Linked DNA regions of Homo sapiens: regions 2 and 3 are each linked to region 1. Evidence: chromatin loops called from intact Hi-C (ENCODE). Cell type or tissue: natural killer cell. All regions are shown on one strand.

Region 1 (8,000 bases):
CAAGTTCAAGACCAGCCTGGGCAACATGGTGAATCCCCATGTCTACCAAAAACAAAAAATAAAAATTAGCCAGGAGTGGTGGTACGTGCCTGTAATCCCAGCTACTTGGGAGGCTGAGGTGGGAGAATGGATTGAGCCCAGGAGATGGAGGTTGCTGTGAGCCGAGATCATGCCACTACACTCCAGCCTGGGCAATAGAGCCAACCTTGTCTCAAAAAAAAAAAAAAAAAAAATCGAGACCAGTTTAATATTGAAATCAGTAGACTTTGAGTAAAGCAGATGACCTTCCATAATGTGGGTGGGCCTCATCCAGTCAGTTGAAGGCCTTAATAGAAAAAAAGACTGACCTCCCTGGAGGAAGAGGGAATTCAGCCGGTAGACTCGGCCTTTGGACTCTAACTGCAGTGCCTCCCTGGGTCTCCAACTTTGCTGGCCTACTCTACAGAGTTTGGACTTGCCAGTCTCCATAGTCATTTTAAGGGCTAACTCCTTAAAATCAATCAATCTCTCTCACATCTATACACTTTTTACTTTTTTTTTTTAAAGTAGGTTTTGCTATTTGCCCATGATGACCTCGAACTCCAGGACTCAAGTGATCCTCTTGCCTGCCTCAGCCTCATAAAGTGCTGGGATTATAGGCGCAAGCCTCCATGCTTGGCCTATATACATCTCATTGGTTCTGTTTCTCTGGAAAACCCTGGCTAATGCAGGAGAAGACAACTGTCACTGTTAGTGCCAACCTAGAGAACCCTGTTTCCTTGACAGTCTAGTCACCAAAACTGCGTGGCTTCTTCACAGCCCCCATCAGACCTGCTGTTTGTCCTGAAAAGGAAATGAGAGGACCACTATCCTCAACTCTGTGTCAAACTTGCTAGTTAGAGGTTGGGCTCAGTGGCTCACGCCTGTAATCCCAGCACTTTGGGAGGCCAAGACAGGTGGATCACTTGAGGCCAGGAGTTTGAGGCCAGCCTGGCCAAAATGGTGAAACCTTGTTTCTACTAAAAAAAATTCCAAAAAGTAGCCAGGCATGGTGGCACACGCCTGTAATCCTAGCTACTCAGGAGGCTGAGGCAGGAGAATTGCTTGAACCCAGGAGGCGGAGGTTGCAGTGAGCCAAGATCACACCACTGCCCTCCAGCCTGGGTGACAGAGTGAGTCTGTCTCAAAACAACAACAACAGCAACAAAAACTTGCTAGCTAGAGCCCTGAAGCAGCTAATAGATGATAAAAAACCATAATGCCTATGGAAAAAGGACTCATAAATAACTTAAAGACATTTGTTACTAAAATAAAAGCACAAAGATAGCAAACTAAATAAAAATATTACCAACAATATATATAGATTGAAAACTAGTAATATATAGTACTGGATATTTTTCCATTTTCCAGCTTTTACTACCTGAACAGTTTTCAGGATTTGCCTTCCCTATGGTTTTAAAAATGTGCTTCTAAATCATAGATAACACACATGCTAAAATGTTTTTTCTTCTTTTTCGGGGGGAGGGGACAGTGTCTTGCTCTGTCACCCAGGTTGGAATGCAGTAGTTGCAATAACAGCTCACTGCAGCCTCCACCTCCCAGGCTCAAGCAATCCTCCCGCCTCAGCTACCATAGTAGCTGGGACTCCTGGCGTGCACCACCATGTCCAGCTAAATTTTTGAATTTTTTTTGTAGAGATGGGGTCTCCCTATGTTGCCCAGGCTGGTTTTGAACTCCTGGACTCAAGTGAACCACCCCCCTCAGCCTCCCAAAGTGTTGGGATTACAGGTGCGAGCCCCTGTGCCTGGCCCTGTTTTTCCTTCTATGTCTGATTCTTCGTGCACATATTGCATGTGCTTTGTACTTTTTGGAATGGAGTTGTTGGTTGTCTTGCTTCTCATTTTTCTATTGTGGTCCCAGAGGTGTGGAAGAGCTTGAATAAAACAGTACCATCATCACCTATTATGTGAGGAAGGCATTATTATCCCTATGGTGCAGAAATGGAACTGAGGATCAGAGATGTCAAATAATTCTCTTAATGTCACTCAACTAGATTGTCCCAAAGCTGGCCCTAAGCCCAGGGCTGTGTGACTCCAAGTTGACATTGCCTTTTTGATTGAGATGCTTTGAGTAATTTTTATCGAATTGGCTTAATATAGCTGAGTAGTGATTTGCCAAATTTGTGCCACCACATAGAAGGTTATATAGGTCCTTATCCATAAACACTATAGCCTAATGTCTTTGCCTGTGCTGCCTGCTCCTCCCACAGGTGACCCTGTTTCTTCCCTTCCATCAACACAGCTGGCTGTTCCATGGCCCTTGGCTACCAGCTCTCAGCTTCCTTGATCTTTTCCAAGGCTTCAGTGCAAAGCATCAGCTTCTTCTCTGCCTTCTGTTGCATCTCAGTTTTCTATTCCCCACTCCTAGATAGCCCCTCCACAAATTTAAAAAACCTAATTATTCCTAACACAAATGAGTTTAAAGCATATGAAGCAAATTTCTCACAGTTGCAAATAAAGGCACTGTACTCATTAGTACAAGTGACAAAAATCCAACTCAATCAGCTTTATGGAGTTAATTGGTTCATGTACCTGGGAAGTCTGGGGGTGACCACCTTCAGGCATAGCTGTATCAAGTGGCTCAAACAATGATAAGAGGGCTCTGTCTTTTGACTTTGATTGACTTCACTCTCAAGCAGAATCTCTCCAATCTCTCCAACACGGCTGCAAGGACCCCTGTCTGGCATCTTCAGCCTCCTGTGTTCTTTAGATCTCTGCATCCTAGGGCAAGGGAGAAGGACACTTCCCTCCACCCCTACCCCTACCCTTAGCTCTCAAGCAAACTCCCTATAATGATTTTGATTCACTTTGCTTGGGTTGCATTATATCGCAGCAATGGGGTGGGGTCACACTGTTGGCAGCCTTGCCAACATCACACAAAATGGGTGAAGTGGTCATTACCTTCAGATAGAAAAACAGGAGACAGGCGAGGCGCGGTGGCTCATGCTGTAATCCCAGCACTTTGGGAGGCCGAGGTGGGCGGATCATCTGAGGTCCAGAGTTCGAGACCAGCCTGACCAACGTGGAGAAACCCCGTCTCTACTAAAAATACAAAATTAGCCGGGCGTGGTGGCACATGCCTGTAATCCCAACTACTCCGGAGGCTGAGGCAGGAGAATGGCTTGAACCCGGGAGGCGGAGGTTGCTATGAGCCGAGATTGCGCCATTGCACTCCAGCCTGGGCGACAAAAGCAAAACTCCATCTCCAAAAAAAAAAAAAAAAGAAAAAGAAAAACAGGAGACCAGAGTAACATTTCACCTCGTCATGAACTTTCCCTGAGGGACTCTCATGACAGCAGAAAGAGGAAGCACGTGTCCTCTATCTAACAACCACAACCACCATAGTCTCATTCAGCAAGATTGACCCCCACCTTCCAGTTGGCCTGGGTTGAACAGGTGCCCAGCATTAGATCCAGAAGCCAGGAGAAAACAGCCAGATGCAACAGGCACACCCAGTCCCTGAAGCCCTCACTGGTCCCAACTACCCCAGGCCCTACCAGAAGTATCTGTGGAGAGGAGGGATGGAGGCGTTCAGCCCCCTTCTCCACTCCTAGACCCCCAGAGCAACTTCAGGGACTCATTTCAATAAGTATATTCCCAATTTATTTCTTTTTTTTCTCCCAGATCTAAATGATCATCATGATGGTGATGGAGGAAGCAGTGATAATGATGATGATGATGTCATAAAACTAAAATTATTGAGCACTAAGTACTGGTCAAGATGCTTTAGATACATCAGTTCATCGAATCCTCTCAACAACCTTGTTTTACAGGTGAGCGTTTGAGGATGGGTGATAAGGTCTCGCTGTGTCCATATCCAAATCTCATCTTGAATTGTAGCTCCCGTAATTCCCATTTGTGGTGGGAGGGACCTGGTGGGAGATAATTGAATCATGGGGGTGGTTTCCCCCAACTGTTCTCGTGGTAGTGAATAAGTCTCACGAGATCTGATGGTTTTATAAGGGGAAACCCCTTTTGCTTGGCTTTCATTCTCCTTCCTGCCGTGTTTGCTTCCCCTTCCTCCATGGTTGTGAGTTTCCTGAGGCCTCCCCAGCCACACTGAACTTGAGTCAATTAAGCCTCTTTCCTTTATAAATTACCCATTCTGGGGTAGTGTCTTTGCAGCAATGTGAGAACGGACTAATACAATGGGGAAATTAAGAAATGTACCCAAGGTCACATCTGGTAAAGGAAGAATGGGGCTTTGCACTCAAGCAGTTTCTTAACCAGTCGTGAAGATTCTTGTTAGTGGGGCACTTATGATGTGCCACATGCTTTACGTGAATTATCTCCTTTAACTTTCACAGTGGCCCAACAATACAGTGCCTATTATCATCCTTGCTTCATGAAGAAGAACACGAGGTTTAGGAGGGTTCACCCTCTCAGTCAAAGTCCCTGAAGTGCAGAACTTGGCCAACCCCACAGTGGACTGGCTTCTGCTAGGCAGTTGGGAGCCACTGCCATCTCCAAACAGCAGGAAGAGATGCTCAAAGCTGTGCTTTTGAAAAATCAATCTGGCAGTAGTGGAGAAGATACACTGTCTTTTCTCAGCTCAGCATACCAGTTGGAAGGCCTAACCACAGAGCCAGCAGGCGGCAGAGCTGGGGGTTAGATCCCACATCTACCTGATTCCAGCACCCTTGCTCGAATCCCCCAAACCTAGCTGCTTGAGGCCAGATGAAGGCTTCCGGCTTCACAAGTGCCCTTCCCTCACTGCGGGTGCATTGGCACCTCACTTCCTTGCCACACTTCCTCTTGTTTTGAACCACTATATTGGCTCATCTCAGCAGCAGACAGTTCCTCTGAATAGAGTATGCCCTGAAAAGTCAAAATCTACCACCAGCTGGAGCTGGTAAGGCTGCAGTACTTCCTGTTGAATCGGGTCTTGGGGCCAGAAACCACATTGTTATTTATACCCGAAGCTCTTTATTCACGGTGCTTTACAAAACAAAGAAGGGGCAGCCCCCTGTCTTATGGAGCCAGCAGACCCCAGAGATACAGAAGACAACAGACAATAATAAGCCCTCTCCCCTCTCCTTAAGCTGTAACTTCCATCCTGCCTGACCAGTCCCTGCCACTGCCCCTTTGTTTCTTCTATTACCTTCCTCTGAGCAGTCTTATTATGGAAATAGACTCCTAATTAACACATCAGGTTTCCGCTTTTCCAAAAAGTCTCTGAAATTGGCCCGTTTCATGATGTTGTTCACTCCAAACACCCCCTGCTATCTTTATTTTGTTCTGCTTTTCATCCTGGCTTATATCATTTATTTCTTTGTATTGAAAGCTTGTCAACTCATGGGACCTGGCATGTATTAATTAGGAGGATGGTCTGGAGCCCGACACAGCTTGATGGAAAGCCAGTCTGAGGGGGGAATTAGGCAGAGAATCAGAAAGAAGCTGAACCAAGCAGCAGAGGGGTAGATGGCTTAAGACCATGACCCAAATTTCAGACCCAGGGTGACCGACTGTCAGCCTTCTGGGCTGGGATTCTTCCCTTAAGCTAAGACAGTCTTCACTTTGTGCCATAAAAGTGCACGTCAGGTCTCACCTCTGTGCCGTTTGCTCAATGTGTACCCCCCTGCCGGGATGCCCTTCTTTCTCTTTTCTACCTACTAAGCTCTGCTGCTTTTCAAGGCCAAAATGAAGTCCCATCTCCCATAAAAAGCCTTCCGCGGCTCCTCCAGTCCTGAGCAACCTCCATTTTCATGACACTCTTGCAGGATTTGTAGCACATAATTTAGGCCTTGCTTATGTAGTCTTCTTAATGAGAACTGTCTTAGTCTCTCCAGCCACGTCAGAGAGAAACAGAGTTCAGGAAGACATAGGTTGAATAAGAAAGAAGCTTGTTTGCCCCTCTGGGGACAGCAGGAGGAGAGGGACAAGCTCAGCAGGCCCGTGCGATTGCACAGAAGCTGGCCTCCAGCGTTGCCCAGACAATCCCCAGCTGTTTTTTAAAAACATTACCAAGTACACAAATCTCTGCTGTTACCAGCTGGCTAGAGTTGCCCATGTGAGAAGCAGCTCAACTGGAAACCAGTGTCTGCAAGTTGAAGGGCGTGTCCTTGGATTTTGGACTCATATCTGAAACATTTATTCCTTGTTCTGCCCACAGGTCTTAATACGCATGGGGAACACTGTATTGAGGGGCTCTGTGCCCTCTCCTGAAAATCCTTTGTCCATTTCTGAGTGTCCTTCCCTTGGCTTCTCTCTTTTTTTTTTTTTTTTTTTTGAGACAGAGCCTTGCTCTGTTGCCCAGGCTAGAGTGCAGTGGTGCGATCTCGGCTCACTGTAACCTCCGCCTTTCAGGTTCAAGCAATTCTCCTGCCTCAGCCTCCTGAGTAGCTGAGATTACAGGCATGCGCCACCACACCCAGCTAATTTTGTATTTTTAGTAGAGTCGGGGTTTCACCACGTTGGCCAGGCTGGTCTCAAACTCCTGGCCTCAGGTGATCCACCTACCTCAGCCTCCCAAAGTGCTGGCATTACAGGCGTGAGCCACCAAGACTGGCCCCTTCCCTTGGCTTCTATGCCTGCTTCTAATGACTCTCTTCTAAAGACTGGTGACAGATGTACCTGGAAATTTGGGTCCTCCCTAGGGGGCCATTGGCCAATGGCTGACTGGTGCAGAATATGAAAGCCCAGCTCTGGGGTGCCTGGAGTTGGGATACAATCAGAGGTGTAACTTACACTCCACTGCTTTTTGTAGAGCCATGCTGAGGCTGGGACTTGGCCTGAAGTGGCTGTCTTGCTGGGCTCCTTTCCCTTCCCCATCCAGCCTGTTCCTCCTCCCACCCCCTCATTTCCCCTGGAGCACTTCATTTATAAACTCTGGCATACTAGTCCCCATCTGCGAGACTGTGTCTGCGAGACCCTGACCTACCATAATGCATATGGCACATCTCTTCATTGGTAGTCAGCCCACCATCACCCCCCACAAGCCCATATTTTAAGGCCATTTTATAAATTCAAATGTTCCCTCCAATACAGTGAAAATCCATCCAGTCATGCTCAGGTGATGTGATGATAGACATCTAGTCAGAAACTTATTTTTATTTATGTTGGTTACAAATTAAAGTCATCATTCATCCTCCTAGCACAGTAGTATCTTGCCCCTCTGTGACTTTGGATGCTGCCAAGGTAGTCACGAATAGATTTCATTCATCTTTCTAGATCCTGTTTTCTTGATATTTGTAGCTCAAGAATGATTCTGCACCACTGGCCCTGCCCCAAATCCTCCTGATAGGCTACTCTGAGTAACCAAGCAAATGAGAAGATGACTTTCTGTCCCAGGCCACACAGATCACTAAACTCTAAGTTTATTAAAACCTCTCTCTAGACTGGGCACAGTGGCTCACGCCTGTAATCCCAGCACTTTGGGAGGCCAAGGCAGGTGGATCACTTGGGGTCAGGAATTTGAGACCAGCCTGGCCAACATGGTGAAACCCCACCTCTATTAAAAACACAAAAATTAGCCAGGAGTAGTGGTGGGTGCCTGTAATCCCAGCTACTTGAGAGGCTGAGGCAGGAGAATCGCTTAAACCCAGGAGGCAGAGGCAGGAGAATCGCTTAAACCTGGGAGGGGGAGGCAGGAGAATCGCTTAAACCTGGGAGGCGGAGGTCGCAGTGAGCCGAGCTCAAGATTGCACCATTGCACTCCAGTCTGGGTGACAGAGCAAGACTCCGTCTCAAAAAAAACAAAAACAAAACCAAAAATCTCTCTCTAAACCCACCAGCACACTGCTACCTTTGCTGCTGCTGTACATATTCTCTTTGAACCCCCATTCCCCACCCCCAAGCCCCAAACCAGGTCTTATAATTCTTTGCCCCTTCATAGTGCTCAGCACAGGGCCAGGGGCAAACTTGTCAAATTCATCAGTCACATGGGAAGTAAAAGTCACAACTTTGAACCAAGCCAGGTAAACAGGGTTTGTGCAAGAGTCAACCTATTCATGGGACCAAGTA
Region 2 (8,000 bases), 100 kb before region 1:
TCTGGGAACACAGTTGCCTTGGTTTCTTCATCTGTAGAATGGGACATTAATGCATATTATCATTAGGTATTAGTAGCAGTATTATTAAGCTAATATGAGAACCAATTAAAATAATGCAGAGAGCAGCATCTGACAAAGGAAGGCCCCTCGCTAGTGTGATGTGATTTTTCTGTATCACCCAATACTGCCACACTTCCCCAGAAGTGTCAAGAGGCCATTCTAAATGCTGAATCTAGTCACAAGAAAAAACATGATGGTCTTAATTTAGAGATATTTATTAAGTAGTCCTTATAGAGTCACTGTTTTATTTTAAAAGCTGCAAAAGTATTCAGTTTGCTGAATTAGGAAATTTCAGAGTGCAACAAGAGCTCTTAAACTGGCTGGGTGTGGTGGCTCACACCTGTAATCCCAGCACTTTGGGAGGCTGAGGTAGGAGGATTGCTTGAGCTCAGGAGTTTGAGACCAGCCTGGGGAGCACAGGGAGACCCCATCTCTACAAAAATAAAAAATTAGCAGGGCATAGTGGTACACACCTGTGGTCCCAGCCACTCGGGAGGTTGAGGTGGAAAGACTGCTTGAGCCCAAGAGTTCGAGGCTGCATTGAGCCCAAGAGTTCGAGGCTGCAGTGAGCCCTGACTGTGCCACTGCACTCCAGCCTGGGTGACAGAGTGACAGAGTGAGACCCTGCTTAAAAAAAAAAAAGTCCGGACACGGTGGCTCACGCTTGTGCTCCCAGCACTTTGGGAGGCCGAGGTGGGCAGATCATGAGGTCAGCAGTTTCAGACGAGCCTGGCCAGCATGGTGAAACCCCATCTCTACTAAAAATACAAAATTAGCCAGGCGTGGTGGCACGCACCTGTAATCCCAGCTACTCAGGAGGCTGAGGCAGGAGAATTGCTTGAACCCAGGAGGCGGAGGTTGCAGTCAGCCGAGATCGCGCCATTGCAGTCCTGCCTGGGCGACAGAGCAAGACTCTGTCTCAAAAAAAAAAAAAAAAAAAAAAAAACTCTTACATTATCTAAAATCTAAACTTGTATAATATACTAAAATCCCTCTCCAAGTGGGACCTGCTACTCTCTGAACCTTAAGAAAGTGGCATCTGCAAAGGCACTGCGAAGGTACTAGGCACACATTTGGAGAAGCCACCTGTTAGCAACTTCAGCAAGGTCCTGGTAACTGGCATGTATCCTTCAGTTCAAAAAGAAAGTCCCCCAAACCATGGGAGCTTAATGCTCACTCCCAAAGAAGCACTGCTCCATTATCATGAGTACACCCTGGGACGGTTCTGTTGGTTACACACTCATTCTTCTTTGAAATGCAGGTGGGAGGAGGAAGGAGATAGCTTTAAACAGCCTCAACATGAAAAGCGTCAGTCAACACAATTCAATAGTTAACCACCATCATTTCGATCATTTCATCGTTACCACAGCCAACTATTTGGTCCTTATGCTAGTTTCATCTTTGTAAAGGAAATATTTCATATGTAATTTTTTTTTCCCAGCACAAATTGTTGGAAGATCTTTGGCTTCCTGGAAAACTTATTATTTTAATTGTCATCTCTAACCCCATGCAGGTAGTAGAAACATGGCAAGCACAATGAAAGTAACAGGAGAATGTACAGAGGGGTCTGTCCTTTCTACTTCTATAGACTCCTCAACTGAACTCCCTCTGAGAAACAATGCAGGGAGGTTGGCTGTGGCCATGAGCAGCACAGTTCTACTGCGGTTTGCCTGAATGAAGAGTCTCCTGATTTCTCATCTCCATACCAGGCAGAGGTGAATCTAGTGATTGTGAAAATCAAGAGTGGAACTGAAGGGGATTCCTCTGCCTGCCACCCCTAGAAATCCTCAATACTGACAGCTTCTGGGATGTAAGGGGGAAAACTGAGCCCGATCTCAATACTGCCATTTCAGAACAATCTCATCATTGAGGAGATAATGTGAATATATTTGATGATATGCAAATATCATCTGTGTGTTATCATTTTACTCAACACTCAAAACACTACTGAGTCTGCCAAGCAGATTTATATAGCTTGGCAAATTTTCATTTCATGAATGACACTTCATATGAAATTATTTTCACTGACTAATAGAATAACAGTGATAGAACAGATCTTGAGGTGGAAATAGAATAAAGCCATGCATTTCCAGCAAAATTATAACCAACTAATCTCAAACACCTCCATATGATGTTCCTATAATTTATAAATAAAAGGGGCCCTGGTTTATAAGTAACCCCTAAAAATATGCCTTCCCTCTCATTATAGACTGGGCCAGGGCTCTTTCATGCTTGTGGTCAGTCATCTTTTTCTGTATGTACGTAGGCTTCCTAGGGTACACTGTATTACGTCACTAATTGCCACCTTTTTCCTGCTCACTATGAGCACAAGCAGCCTCTTAAATTGTCAAGGCAAAAGTTCTCTCTTTCGCTAAGAGGTTCCAGGGCTCTGCAAGCAATTCCCCAAGGTCTTCTCTAGAGAACATTTTAGAAGCAGTGATTTGCAAACTGTGTACACAGTGGTACTGGGTTCCAGAGTGTGCCCTGGGCACAGCCCAGGTGACAATAGCAGGCTCTGGGCTCCTAGTTCCCTCAGAGCAGCTCTGTTTTTATTTGACTCATATATTAGGGTCTTGCATAAGATTCTATTTGTTGCTAAGTAGAAAACAAAAATGATGTCTATGAAAATGTGTGCAAACCATTGCAAGAAATGGTTCCGTCTCCCTCAGGCACTCTTAACCTCCCTCACCAGGCTGCTCTCTGCAAATGGAGGCGGATGCATTTATTTTCCTTTAAAGAAGCTTACCCTTTTCTCCTCTTCCCGAATTTGAAACATCTAGGAATTGAAGCAATTAAATATACTCATTTTCAACATTCAGAAACTAATCCAGACTTCTGCACAGCAAATCCTTTCAAAGTTAAAATTTGTTTTTCTCATGTGTACTATAAACTGGATTTAGCCAACCCATCCCCAATTTCGATTTTTTTTTTTTTTTTTTTTTTGCTATCAGCAAGGTTGGCATATACCTAACGTGTATTCTTTATGGACCTTTTGTTATAAGCAATGAGAAGAATGAAGCTGCCTCTTTCTCTTTACCTCTCTACACTAATCCAAAATCGACACTGGCATTTGGTTGGTATTCTGGAATAATTATTAGAAATTTGGCATAGCCATCCAAAAACAGCAGCTTCAGTGAGTGTGTGAGTAACTAGCTGACAACTGAAAATGAATTGGAATTGTATTGAACATCTTGTTCATTTGTATTAGGAAAATAAGTTGCACATGGTTGTACCACGATCAATTTTCCTAATTCCAAAATCAGAAAGAAATAAACCTAAATGCCACAGGTTTGCAGAGAATGAATTGTACCACTCCAAAGCCCCTTTCGAAACGAAGTGTTCTGAGCCAACTATTTGCAAGACAATAGAGAATGAAGGTAGATTCTAGAAACCAACAAATCCCATTCATTTCCTTCAGTTTGTAAAAACAAGCAACTGACATGTTTCCTGCCAATGAACACACTTGCAGATAAGAAAGCTCCCTACAGGAAATCCTTGCTAAAAGAGACCAGTTGTCCCATTAAACTTAATCTTCTTTACCAAGTCCTAATCAGTTAAATATCTGGGTGATTTAGCATATATTTCATAATCCCATGTTGTCAAATATTTAACTTCTACAGTATATATTTCTACGACATACATGCAGAATATTAAACATTAAAATAGAGTTAGGACTCTCCTCCTCCCCACTCCCCATGCAATTAGTTGATGAAAATAAGGGAAATTTGCTGCTTTTTAAAAAGACCAAATTGTTAATTGAACAAGTTTTAAAACTGACCATTATCAATTAAGATAAAGCTATTCAATGCTTCAAATTGCCATGACTTAAAGGAAGACGTTTCTAAATGAATATCAAGAACATAAAATCTGAAGACTGCCATTAACAAGATTAGAAAAATATAAGAAATGTATTTGCTTTATATTTTACAAGGTTCGATGTTGATCCTCAAAGTCAAAATTTAGTACAGGGCCTCTGGTTATTTTTTGCTTAGCAAAATGAACGGGGTTGGGGGTGGAGGCTAGGGGGAGGGGAGGTCTCCAAACTTTTTTCTTTATAGTCCTCATGGAAATCATTACCAAGATACTGGAAATATTTGCAATTTTGATACTGGGAACGTCTCAATTATCCTAAAAACAAAAGCACTCTTCCCCATCCACAAAAGAGGAAACTTTTCTATTTAAGTCAACTGGGTAATAATAATGGGATTTTTGAAACAGTTCTTATTTTCATTTAGATTTTCCTTTCCCTGGTTAGCCTCTGAGAACACCCTCTCTTATATTTCCCAAAGTACCAGGCAATCTTCATCCCTCCCTTTCACTCCCCAACCCCACCCCCACCACCCCACACACAAACGCAGCCTTCAAAATGCCACCAGTCTGTAAGTTCCATTGCTTGAGTTCAACTTTGAACCCTCTTGTAAACACAAACACCTCATTATAACTTCCCCCGATGAATCCTCATCCACAGGTAACATTCTAACCTTTCTGGCTCTCAAAAGAGTTTTGTTCTAACTGTAGACATACAAGTCAGTTTGATCCCACAATTAAGTGTTCAAATACATTGTTCTTAGCCTTCCCTTGCACAGCTCAGAGGTAGCAAAATGCAAAGTAAGCCTGGGGGCTCATCCTTAGTTTAAGGCTCTTTCCTCAAATATTTCCAACAAAAATACAGTTATGAAATCTAGGAGACCACATTTTTGGTTGTTGTTGTAAAATGACCTTGATTTGACAGGCGCGATCTCAGGTTTCAACAGATGCTGTGGGAAAGCTTACAGAAGCCAACAAGTTCTCCAGGCATCTGTGATGACATGCAGGTTTTGTTTTTGTTTTTGTTTTTGTTTCTTTTTAAGTGGTGGTCATGGTAGAGTATGTATGTGTAGTGGGGGTGGGGTGGGGTTACTCCTCTCGGTTTCCATAACAACCATGTCTCCACTCATCGGTTATTAGATACAATCCACTTCCTGTGTCTAAATTTTTAAGCCAATCAGAAAAGTGTTTATACATTTAACAACTTCTGGGACAGTGCTTCTTTAATGAAATCGCTTTAAAGGCTCAAATGAAGATGTTCATGGGCTTTACAGTTTGTCTTACAGATATAACATTTCACAGTGTTTACTAATTCATATTCTTATATGGTGCAGAATGCCCTTCCTCTTGGATGTGAAATGCATTCGCCTCAAAGCAGATGCCACAATCTCTCAGAATAGTGTGCAGGCTGATTTTGATTGTTTGCTTTTCATTGTCTTTTCCTTTCACTGTCACAGTTTTAGACTTAGTGCATGAAACGTGCTAATGCACAAGGCACTTAAATTATCAAAGTAATGATACAGTTAAGCATCCATCTACTGATGGTCCTTTTTTTAAAAGACTCAGATCAAAACCCGGTTAGGAATCATTATTCTAAGTTGAACAACTTTGCATTCTACAACTTATGAGCAGAAATCATTGAGAATGTATTGTAAAGTGCTGTGTATACGTGTAAGCTAGTAGCTGACGTCTGCAAAGAAATTTGTCACCAAAATGGCCTACTTTATGTGGATAGAAACAACAACAAAAAATTAAACATAAAGGTATCTCGAGCAAACTGCACCCAAATGAAAAACCGACCCTGCAGAAATCTGTGCACAAGAGGGCTATCTGAAACTACAGCACGATTTTAAAAGAAGGTTTTGGGTGACTGTTTTCATAAGTCTCAATCTAACTGACCAATCAGTGTGAGAGTTAAAGTGGGCTCCAGTCATTCGTGCAGCCTTCAGAGCTCTGCACCCTCCGAGCTGCTCTCCTCTCCAAGGCAGAGTCGGCGATCAATGAAAAACAGGGAACAAAAGGAATATAACAGGATGTCTTCCTTAGCTAAGGAAAACGATTCCCTTTTTCCTCAATGAGCCAGTCGCACCCTGCCTACGACAGCTCCACACGGGAGCTTCCAGCAGACCAGTCCTTTCGGGTGAGGCACATTTTACATTTGCAATCATGTGTCCCAACTGCTAGCAAATGTGTCACCTTAAGCACAGCCTGTGACGGAGGGCTCCCCGAGCCCAACCAATTGAAACTAATAAATTAAATAAATTAATAATCCCACAATTAAAACCTCCGGAGAAAGATTGCATTTCCCTTCCCCAAATGTCATCCCGGGAGTATAAACAAAGCATGAAAAATAGTCTCTTCAGCCTTCCCAGCCGGCAATCATGGTTTTCCCCTCAAAACAATGTTTCTCCAAAAAGAGAAATCTTCTTATTACCCTCAGTGGAAACTCATCTGTAGATGTCATATCAGGATAACCCGTTACAGTATTTGAAAAGAGGCTGAAACTGCCCATAGATTTGACACTGTTTATAATTGATAGCCAAACAGTTGCGACAGCAATGCTGTAAACTCTGCCCAGCCAAACAAACTCCACATTTAACACGTTCCTTCCTTGAAAATAAAAGTAACGCCCGGGGAGCCCACAGAAGTGTGCTTCCCTAAAAGTAATTAACAGAATTGCATCAATTATTTGATTATTTTTATAAATATCCATTTGTCTGCAATTTTTTAAAAAAAATTTTAAAAAGCGACTATCCACACATTCCTAAGAAACTTTTTTTTTTTTTAATGAACTTACTTTTGAGACAAAACTAATGAAAATAAGCAACTTGCCATGGCTGGATCTTTCCCATTTGGGCTGCAAGCTATAAATCAATCTGAAACCAGGTGGAAATAGGGGGGCGGACACCTTTAAAAAAAATCAAAGAGTGCCCCAAAATGCAGCAGCCTGAACACGGAGGGCTTCTCGTGACAATGCTAAACCCGAGCAGATTAGGAGGCAGGAAATGAGCCCCATTTTCGTTACCTTCGATCGCCTGCCCCCCCGCTGCTTCTCGCGGCCGCATTGGGGGGCTGCGGCGACGCTGGACTCGCGGGTGGCCCCGCCGCCGGGTCGCGCCGTCTCCCGGCCGAGCTGCAGCAGATCGCGGCCGGAACCCCGGCTCCTGCGCCCGGCGCCCGCCCGGGGTCGGCGGCGCGGCTCCCACCCCGGCCTGGAGCCCTGCTGGGTCCTAGTGCGCGCCGCGCGCCCGCCTCGCGGCCCGGTCTGCAGCCCGCACCGAGGGCAGGCAGCTCCCAGCGCCGCGAGTCTCCGGGCGAGGCCGCCACCCTCTCGGTCCCTTGCGAAAGCGGCCGCGGGGTGTGCGGATGAACTGGAGCTTAATGTCAAATCCTGGCACAAGATGTTCAAAAGAAAGACATTGGCTCCAACTGAACTCTTAGAAGGCAGATGCTAGGATCTGCAGCCCGAGGGTAAGCGTAGGGGCAGTACCTGGCAGACAGAGGTTTGCCGGGTGCACTGGTGACATTGGCCGTTCACAGACGGTGAGACGCGGTACGGGATCGATAAAGATAGATTTCAAAAATATAACGCTAAAAAGAAAAAAGGTTGAAAATGTGTGTGTTTAAAACAATGTTTTAAACTGTTTTTCCCAATATTTTCCCCCTGTTGACAACAGGCCCTTTTGCATTTCGCCTTCTTTTACTTTATAATATGCTCTTTTAAATAACAAAGCCCCATATGGCTAAACATGTAGTCATTTGATTTTCAAAAGACCTCAAAAATTGCATGAAAATATGCACTCATGTATCTCCTAAGAAATCAACGAGAAAGAATTAATGGAGGCATATGGCGTGCCTCATAGAGAGAACTTAATTACAAATTAAAACAAATGCGAAAATTCACAAATTCAGTAAACTGAAAGTAAATTATGATCCTAGATGTATACACAAATCAGCTCATGTACAATTAGAAAGACTGTAAATTCCAGGTTTCTCTTTCACAAAGGGAAAAGGGTGTTTGTTACATGAACTCATATCAGATTCCCCTCGTTTGCCCCCAAAAGGGCTTTCAGCAACCTCTTGGCACATTCATTTACTGCAGCCCACCTGGAAAGCAACTTTTAATCTTGCAA
Region 3 (8,000 bases), 350 kb before region 1:
CTCCAGCACCACCTCCACCACTACCACCTCCAGCACCACCTCCACCACCACCTCCACCACTACCACCTCCAGCACCACCTCCACCACCACCACCTCCAGCACCACCTCCACCACCACCTCCACCACTACCACCTCCAGCACCACCACCTCCAGCACCACCTCCACCACCACCACCTCCAGCACCACCACCACCTCCTCCTCCTCCACCACCACCACCTCCACCACCACCACCACCACCTCCAGCACCACCTCTACCACCACCACCTCCAGCACCACCACCACCTCCTCCTCCTCCTCCACCACCACCTCCACCACCACCACCTCCAGCACCACCACCACCTCCTCCTCCTCCACCACCACCACCACCACCTCCAGCACCAGCTCCACCACCTCCTCCTCCACCACCACCACCACCACCACCACCATCTCCACCACCACCACCACCATCTCTACGACCACCACCACCACCATCTCCACCACCACCTCCACCACCACCACCACCACCATCTCTACGACCACCACCACCACCACCATCTCTACGACCACCACCACCTCCACCACCATCTCCACCACCACCACCACCATCTCCACCACCACCTCCACCACCATCTCCACCACCACCACCACCACCACCACCACCACCACCATCTCCACCACCACCTCCACCACCATCTCCACCACCACCACCACCACCACCACCACCACCACCACCACCACCATCTCCACCACCACCTCCACCACCACCACCACCAGGCCAGAATGCAGACTTCAGTGGGTCACAAACCCATTCAAACTTCCGTGGGCCTAACGAAAGGTGGATCGTTGGGCCTGATTTTGAAGCAGGTCCCTGAACACCGCTTGTAAAGAGCTAACAGCACAGGAGTTGGGCAGGGCCCTGTGACACAAAGGCAGGGTCCGTTTCCTTAAGGTGGGGAACCTCTAGAGGAACACAAACAAGAAGTGATTACAAAGGATTACACAAGCTGGCCAATGGGCTGCCAGACAACAGAGGACAAAAGAGATGAGCCCTGGGGGAGGAAGGGGTTAAAACTGCAGGCGTGCACACACATGTGCACCAGCTCCTCCTGGGGCCTCACATCCCTGCTCAGGAAGCCCCTCCAGCTCCCACCTGGGCTATCCCCACAGTAACACCCCCACATCCCCAGCCTCTTAGAGGCTGGGTTCTTGTCACCATACCTCCTCTGGCCTTCCCACCAAACCCCTGCATGGGGTCCAAGTTCCCAGGGTCATGTGTCTCTTTCAAGATCATGAGAGACAAATACTACAAACTAACCCATGACTATGTGCCCATGAGGGGCCACAGGCAATGCCAGGACTTTCCCAGAGAACATTCTGGAAAGAATCCCCACATGTAGCTCCCAACAAGGGGATCAAGTGGTATGGTTCTTGTCTACACTGCTAACTTGCTGTGTTACTGGATGGACAAACCACTTGTCCTCTTAGCTTCACAATCTCTTCATCTGTATATTGGCAAAAATACCATCTTCTCCAAAAGTCATTTTGGGCTTAAATGGGATGATGACGTATACAATATACCTAACACCATACTCAGCATGGGAAAGGCAGTTAATCCACTTAATTCTCCTCTCTGTCAAGGGACGTCACAGTAGAAGTTAGGTGGTACTAGCAGAAGAACAAACAGAACAGAGCCAAGTTATTCACCATGAACTTACAGCCTCTGCTTCAAAATATGTAAGGAAGGAAGGCCAGGTGCAGTGGCTCATGCCTGGTCACAGGACTTTTGGGAGGCTGAGATGGGAGGACTGCTTGAGCCTAGGAGGTCAAGGCTGCAGTGAGCTATGATCGAGCCACTGTACTCCAGCCTGGGTAACTGAGCAAGACCCTGTCTGTAAAATATATATATATATATATATATATATATATATATATATATAATATATATATATATTCTTCCATATCAAAATGTTTAGCAAGTGACTGATTCCTGAAGGCCCTTCATTTTCTAAAATTCTATCATTTACAGTCTAACGACATTGGGGAAATGTTTACACTTCAAAAATTTAAAAAGAAAACCAGCCAAGTACATAAAAGAGGGAAGAAGAGAGGCAAAAAGAACAAAACTGATTACAAAGAATTTTTTTCTAGATACCTTATTGTCTATTCCCATAACAAGATCGACAATTACTCCAGCAGTTTAGATTAAAAAAGAAAAAAAAAAGATTGCTGTAATAACTGAGAGAAAGTTTCAGTTTTATGTCCAACCTTGCTCTCTAATAGTTTCTTTTTGTTTGTTTTTTTGTTTTGTTTTTGTTTTTGTTTTTGTTTTTGTTTTTTTTCAGAAGGAAAGATGGAAAAGAGAAGTTATCATTTCTTTCTCAAGATCCTGGCCCCATGAGCCTCAGTGTAGCCCTAGTTCCTGGGATCAGCACCAACAGGCAGGGAGGAGAGGCTCTGGCGCCCTGCAGACAGCACCAGGTTCTTGGCATCAGGAGCTGGATACAGAGTCCCTGATAATCCCAGCCACAGAATATTTCAAACTCACCGACATGTCCTCTAAATATCAGATATGAAAAGGCTTCCACTCTTGCACCTGTCTTGCTATTATTTTACAGATGTGTTCTAAAAGCTATAAAGACGGAAATCACTATTAGTGTGTCACTTATGTGATATTCAGACACCTGAGCTCTGTGATGATTTTAATGCCCCACAGGTCTTTCAGAAATCCACCTCATATACCTCAGAACGCCCCTCCATCTGCAAGGGAACGCATGTGGAACAGGTGGAGAAGGAATTCTTTTAGGCCCATGGGTAGAATTGTAAGGACTCTTGTAAATGCTTCTTCTGTAGTAGAGAAGCTGGACGGTATGTGTGTGTGCTTATGCGTGTTTGAATGGACGCAGGAAAAATCAATAATCTGCTTGCATCAACACCTAAATAAAACCAAAATAATCCCATGATTTGCCTAAAACCAAATTAATCTCTAGGAAAAGCCTGCTGTGACAGAGTTGTGTGGGGGCGGGAATTACAAAAGAAACGCAGAATTTCCCCGAGCTTCCGCTTTGCAGGAATCTCTGTTCCGTTACTCACTATTTTGAGAGAGCCCTGCTTCTTCCTCCTTCTCCCCACCACACGTCAATGTCATTTTCACAGGGGGGAGGCTACAGGAAGCACACATCTGCAGTGTGTCACCTCCCGAGGCTGACAGATCTACTCAGTATTTGTTTGGGTTGAAAATAGTTATTTTTTTGTACTCTCTACACTATTGTTTCCCAAGTGCCAAAAGCAGTCAAGAGCTAGCACGCTAACAACGATCAATCATAAAATGATCATGAAAACATCCAAATTATATTGACTTTGAAATACTGTCAAACTCTACACTGCTAAGTTCTAATAAAGAAAAGGAAACAGAAACACACCCCTCATACTCCAAGTCAGAAGGCCAAAGAGGTGGCATCTTTAAAATCACTATCTAGCTAAATCGGTTTTATCCAACTAAATCTTAGGATCCTCCCAAATTAGTTTTACCACTCTGTCTTGGGAGGGCCTTTAGCAAATAAGGGTTTAACTCTTCTTCTCCATCTGAAACCTCATCGCATGACATAGGCTGACTAAAAAGGGTAGAGGCACAGAAGCATTTAAAAAAACTTCAAACACATGCAAAACACACAGGAAGCTAAAAAGCGGATCGTTTTATATACTTCTAATAGCTGCCATGCTATGCCACTTCAAAGAGTCAAACTATTACTCAAATGAACTCAATATATTATGTGGCATGAAGCCATAAACTCTCACGTACACACAAAGTACACATGGAGAGATTTTAAAATTTAACATGAAAGTTAAATAATTATTACAGAGAAACATAAAGTAACTAGAATAACTAACATAAAGTTATTCTGTAATAACTTTATTATAGGCCGAGCCCAGTGGCTCACGACTGTAATCCCAGCACTTTGGGAGGCCGAGGCGGGTGGATCACGAGGTCAGGAGATTGAGACCATCCTGGCTAACATGGTGAAACCCCGTCTCTACTGAAAAATACAAAAAAATTAGCCTGGTGTGGTGGCGGATGCCTGTAGTCCCAGCTACTCGGGAGGCTGAGGCAGGAGAATGGCATGAACCCGGGAGGCGGAGTTTGCAGTGAGCCGAGATTGCACCACTGCACTCCAGCCTGGGCGACAGAGCGAGACTCCGTCTCAAAAAAAGAAAAAAAAAAAAACTTTATTATAGAAAAAAACATGCACATTTGAAAAGTTTTGTCTCCTGATAGGAAACAGGAATGTACAATGATGTGGTAAACTTGTCTGGAACGTGGGCATGTTCCTCTTTTTTTCTAACAGTTGTTTGTATCACACCCACAATCTTAAAGTCGAAATTGCATAAGCAAATTACAAAGAGGATAAATGGTAAAGTAAAAGACATACATTAAATTGCCCTCTTCGTGCCTTTTTTAAAAAAAAGTTTGAAAGGCAAGCTGACAGTGCTAGTAGGGATGAGGGGAAATAAAATTCACCACTCATTGCATTTACATAAATAATGTGTTTAAATACATAAATATTCATTTTTAAAGCTCAAGGCCTAGTAAAAGAATTTCTAAGCATATTGAATGAAGTGGAGGGGGCAGCTGACAGCCAGCTCTGACTTCAGGCTGCAACTGGGCGCGCACTCCTTCCAGTACCTCCACTTTCTTTAAGGTGATTTCCATGCTGCACACAGTAACAAACGAGTCAGGTTTTATGGACGGCAATAAAGGTAACGTGGGCCTGACACATGGATGCCCTTGGTTGGATTACAACTGGCCCACCTACTGCCACTTTATCTTCTGGTTGTCCGTAGTTACTCATCTATTTTTAAATGTTCCAATGTGATCTTATCAAATTGGCACATAATTTGATCACCATATTTCCATAACTGGAAGTTGTTCAAAGTACCTGGCCAGGTAACAGTGACAGGGTGTGTGTACTAAGCCAGAGAGCTTCAGTTATGATTTTTTTATTTTAATAAATAATCATGAGCCCTTCTCTCTCAGTGAAACACAGACACTGGGTTGTTTGGTGTTTGTTCTTGCGGAGTGGCCATTGGCCACGAGATCACCAGTCACCCATCTTCCCTAATTTTCAACAGGGAACTTTCCTGGGAGTTCCTGGGTTGTGAGCCTGGCTTTTAGCCACAGCATCCGGCCAACCAACACATCCACTTTTAAGGAGACACTGCCTCTACAGTGCCTCTCAATTCTAGAACAAGCACTCACTCCAACCATGAAGCAGATCCCTTTCAACAAAGGGTGTCTAACACCGACTGCACCCTGATGTGGCGGCACCCGGCTCCAAAGATAAATCCGAAACCATCTCCGACCCACATGTGAGAAGCTGCAGGGACCAAATAACATTGTCAGTGTTATCGATTCCTCCAGCGTTCTTGTCAGCGCTGGGTAAGATATGGACAAAGCACCCGGGAACCAGAGGATATGCCCGAGGTTGCCAGGGAGAGGACAGGGGTGCCAGGGAAAACTGCAGGTAAGAGGCTGCCAGACCAGTGCTCCAGCGGGAACACAGGGTCAGGGAGACAGAACGGGGGTTGGACGCAGGGGATAAATTCACACTGTGATTCACGGGTAGGGGGATGGAGGAAAAAATTAAACAAACAGAATCTACCCAGAAAGACCAACTGACCTGGCCCCTGGGAACAGTGGCAGCAACCACGTGGAAAAGGCACTGATGCCTGAGCTATCTGTCCCAGTGGCTGTCCAGAGAGCCAGGGCTCAGCAAGCCGGCCTCCTGCCCCAGAAACCCTCCCCTCGTCTCCCAGAGGCCTATGGTAGAGAATTTAAAAGGTAAATGACTCAACCCAAGCATCGTATCTTCCTCAATCCCAGCATCCCATGCTCCTCACCAATTATGTTCCTGTGAGATCAAAAGGTAGGAGCTGCTGACCTCGGCAGGTGTGTGTCTACCTCAGAAACTGCTGAGTTCTGCTATCAAAACGAATCCCAGGCCGGGCACAGTGGCTCACACCTGTAATCCCAACACTTTGGGAGGCCGAGGCGGGTGAATCACTTGAGGTCAGGAGTTCGAGACCAGCCTGACCAACATGGTGAAACCCCGTCTCTACTAAAAAAATACAAAATTAGCCAGGCATGGTGGCACATGCCTACAATCCCAGCTACTTGGGAGGCTGAGGCAGAAGAATCGCTTGAACCCAGGAGGCGGAGGTTGCAGTGAACCAAGATCACCCCATTGCACTCCAGCCTGGATAAAAAGAGTGAAACTCTGTCTCAAAAAAAAAAAAAAAGAACACCGAATCCCTGGCCAGGCACAGTGGCTCATACCTATAATCCCAGCACTTTGGGAGGCCAAGGAGGAAAGATCACTTGAGCCCAGGAGTTCAAGACCAGCCTGGGCAACATAGTGAAACCCAATCTCTAGAAAAAATGCGAAAAAATTAGCCAGGCCTGGTGGTACACGCCTGTAGTCCCAGCTACTCAGGAGGCTGAGATGGGAGGATCACCTGAGCCCAGGGAGGTCAAGGCTGCAGTGAGCCATGATTGTGCCACTGCACTCCGGCTTGGGTGACAGAGTGAGACCCTGTTTCAAACGCAAACAAAAGACAAACCTGAACCCCAGTCACTAAGGTATTCACCTCAGCTACTACAGTGACCTAGAAGATTTACACAGGGTCACAGGGGCAGCTGGGATAGCATACCTGTTTCTAAAGCCTTCTCAGCTCAGCTGAGAACTCACTGCAACCTGGGGCACAGAACAGTCCTCCTGAGAGTCAACCCAAAGCTCATCCAGTTAATTAATAACTGACGTGATAGCCAACGAGAGGGCTATGGGAGAGAAACTCCGCCAGGGGTTAAGAGTTACTTGATTAGGAAGCATAGGGGAAAAGATCCCTGGCTGAACAAACACTTTACACAGTGCGTTTCATCTGACAATGCCGAAGTGCCCTCTGGCCACCATGTCATGAGTCCTGAGCTGGGCCTCAGGAAAGACTCCTAGAGCCACTCTACCAATCTTCCTGGGGGAGGGGAGAGGCAGAGAAGCTTGATGCGTTATCCAGGAACACACATGGATACTTCCCAACCACACTCTCAGACCGTGCTTCAATTATTGATTAGGATTTCCAAAAACAGCCAGCTTTTGATTATCTGTGGAGACTTTATACATAAGAAATTTTTAACTCACTCATTATACTGCTGAGTCACCTGGCCTAAGTGTCAGTCCAGCTTGGAACTTAGAGTACACACAAACATCTTTAGTAGCAGTGATAGTAGCAGCAACAGCAGCACTGGCAGTAGTAACTATTCATATTAACTTACAACCGACCATGTGCCAAGCACCAGCCAAAACATTTTACGTACATTATTTATTTCACTTAATTCTACCAACAAATCTAGAAGAGAGATAGTATATGTTATGATCCTACAGATAAGGAAAGGTTATTAGTCCATTCTCATGCTGCTGACAAGGACATACCCAAGACTGGGTAATTTTTTTTTTTTTTAAAAAAGAGGTTTAATGGACTCACAATTCCACATGGCTGGGGAGGCCTCACAATCATGGTGGAAGGCAAAAGGCATGTCTTACATGGCAGAGAACAAGAGAGAATGAGAGAGCTTGTGTAGGGAAACTCCCCTTTACAAACCCATCAGATCTCATAAGACTTGTTCACTATCATGAGAACAACACAGGAAAGACCTGTCCTTATGATTCAATTACCTCCCCCTAGGTCCCTCCCCACAACACGTGGGAATTATGGGAGCTACGATTCAACATGAGATTTGGGTGGGGACACAGAGTCAAACCGTATCAGAAAGTAAAGTTCAGACAAGTTAACGAATTTGTCTAAGGTGAAATGCAGGCAGCTTGATTCTGGAATTGATAAACACCACTGCATAGCTGCAACAAAAACTGTATCACTTCCAAGTCAAATCACAAATAATTTTGGATTATCCAACTGCACTAAAATGTACATCCTTGAACAGCAGTGTCACAAAAATGCTTTCTAATACTGTG

What was found. Peaks named below come from ENCODE experiments on the same cell type or tissue, not always from the same donor. Only the 100,000 strongest peaks of a DNase experiment are listed, where the experiment ranks them.
Region 2: it touches region 1 in a loop (5-fold over the local background); 10 of 110 quality-filtered maps call a loop at or near these places.
Region 3: it touches region 1 in a loop (4-fold over the local background); 2 of 110 quality-filtered maps call a loop at or near these places.

What each region holds. Positions count from the first base shown.
Region 1 is chr14:89,716,190-89,724,189 of GRCh38, forward strand. No RefSeq gene overlaps it. Among named protein-coding and RNA genes, the nearest start is that of FOXN3-AS2, 140 kb to the left of the region's middle. In natural killer cell, no CTCF peak of the experiment used is centred here; DNase peaks (open chromatin) are centred at 3,362, 4,022, 4,792 and 5,882; H3K27ac peaks cover 4,080 bases.
Region 2 is chr14:89,612,136-89,620,135 of GRCh38, forward strand. LOC105370617 (a long non-coding RNA gene) reads left to right here and starts at 7,182. Exons shown (of 6, transcript XR_944131.3): 1 at 7,182-7,338. It also overlaps a transcript of FOXN3 not described here. RefSeq lists enhancers at 2,409-2,498, 4,756-4,815, 6,426-6,927, 6,928-7,427 and a silencer at 6,821-7,200. In natural killer cell, no CTCF peak of the experiment used is centred here; DNase peaks (open chromatin) are centred at 4,956, 6,036, 6,856, 7,096 and 5 weaker places; H3K4me3 peaks cover 3,110 bases; H3K27ac peaks cover 3,413 bases.
Region 3 is chr14:89,362,073-89,370,072 of GRCh38, forward strand. All of the region lies in intron 2 of FOXN3 (forkhead box N3), which reads right to left. FOXN3-AS3 (FOXN3 antisense RNA 3) reads left to right here. Exons shown (of 2, transcript NR_188029.1): 2 at 2,322-2,936. Among named protein-coding and RNA genes, the nearest start is that of FOXN3-AS3, 16 kb to the left of the region's middle. RefSeq lists an enhancer at 3,393-3,442. In natural killer cell, no CTCF peak of the experiment used is centred here; DNase peaks (open chromatin) are centred at 849, 3,129 and 3,629; H3K4me3 peaks cover 930 bases; H3K27ac peaks cover 1,795 bases.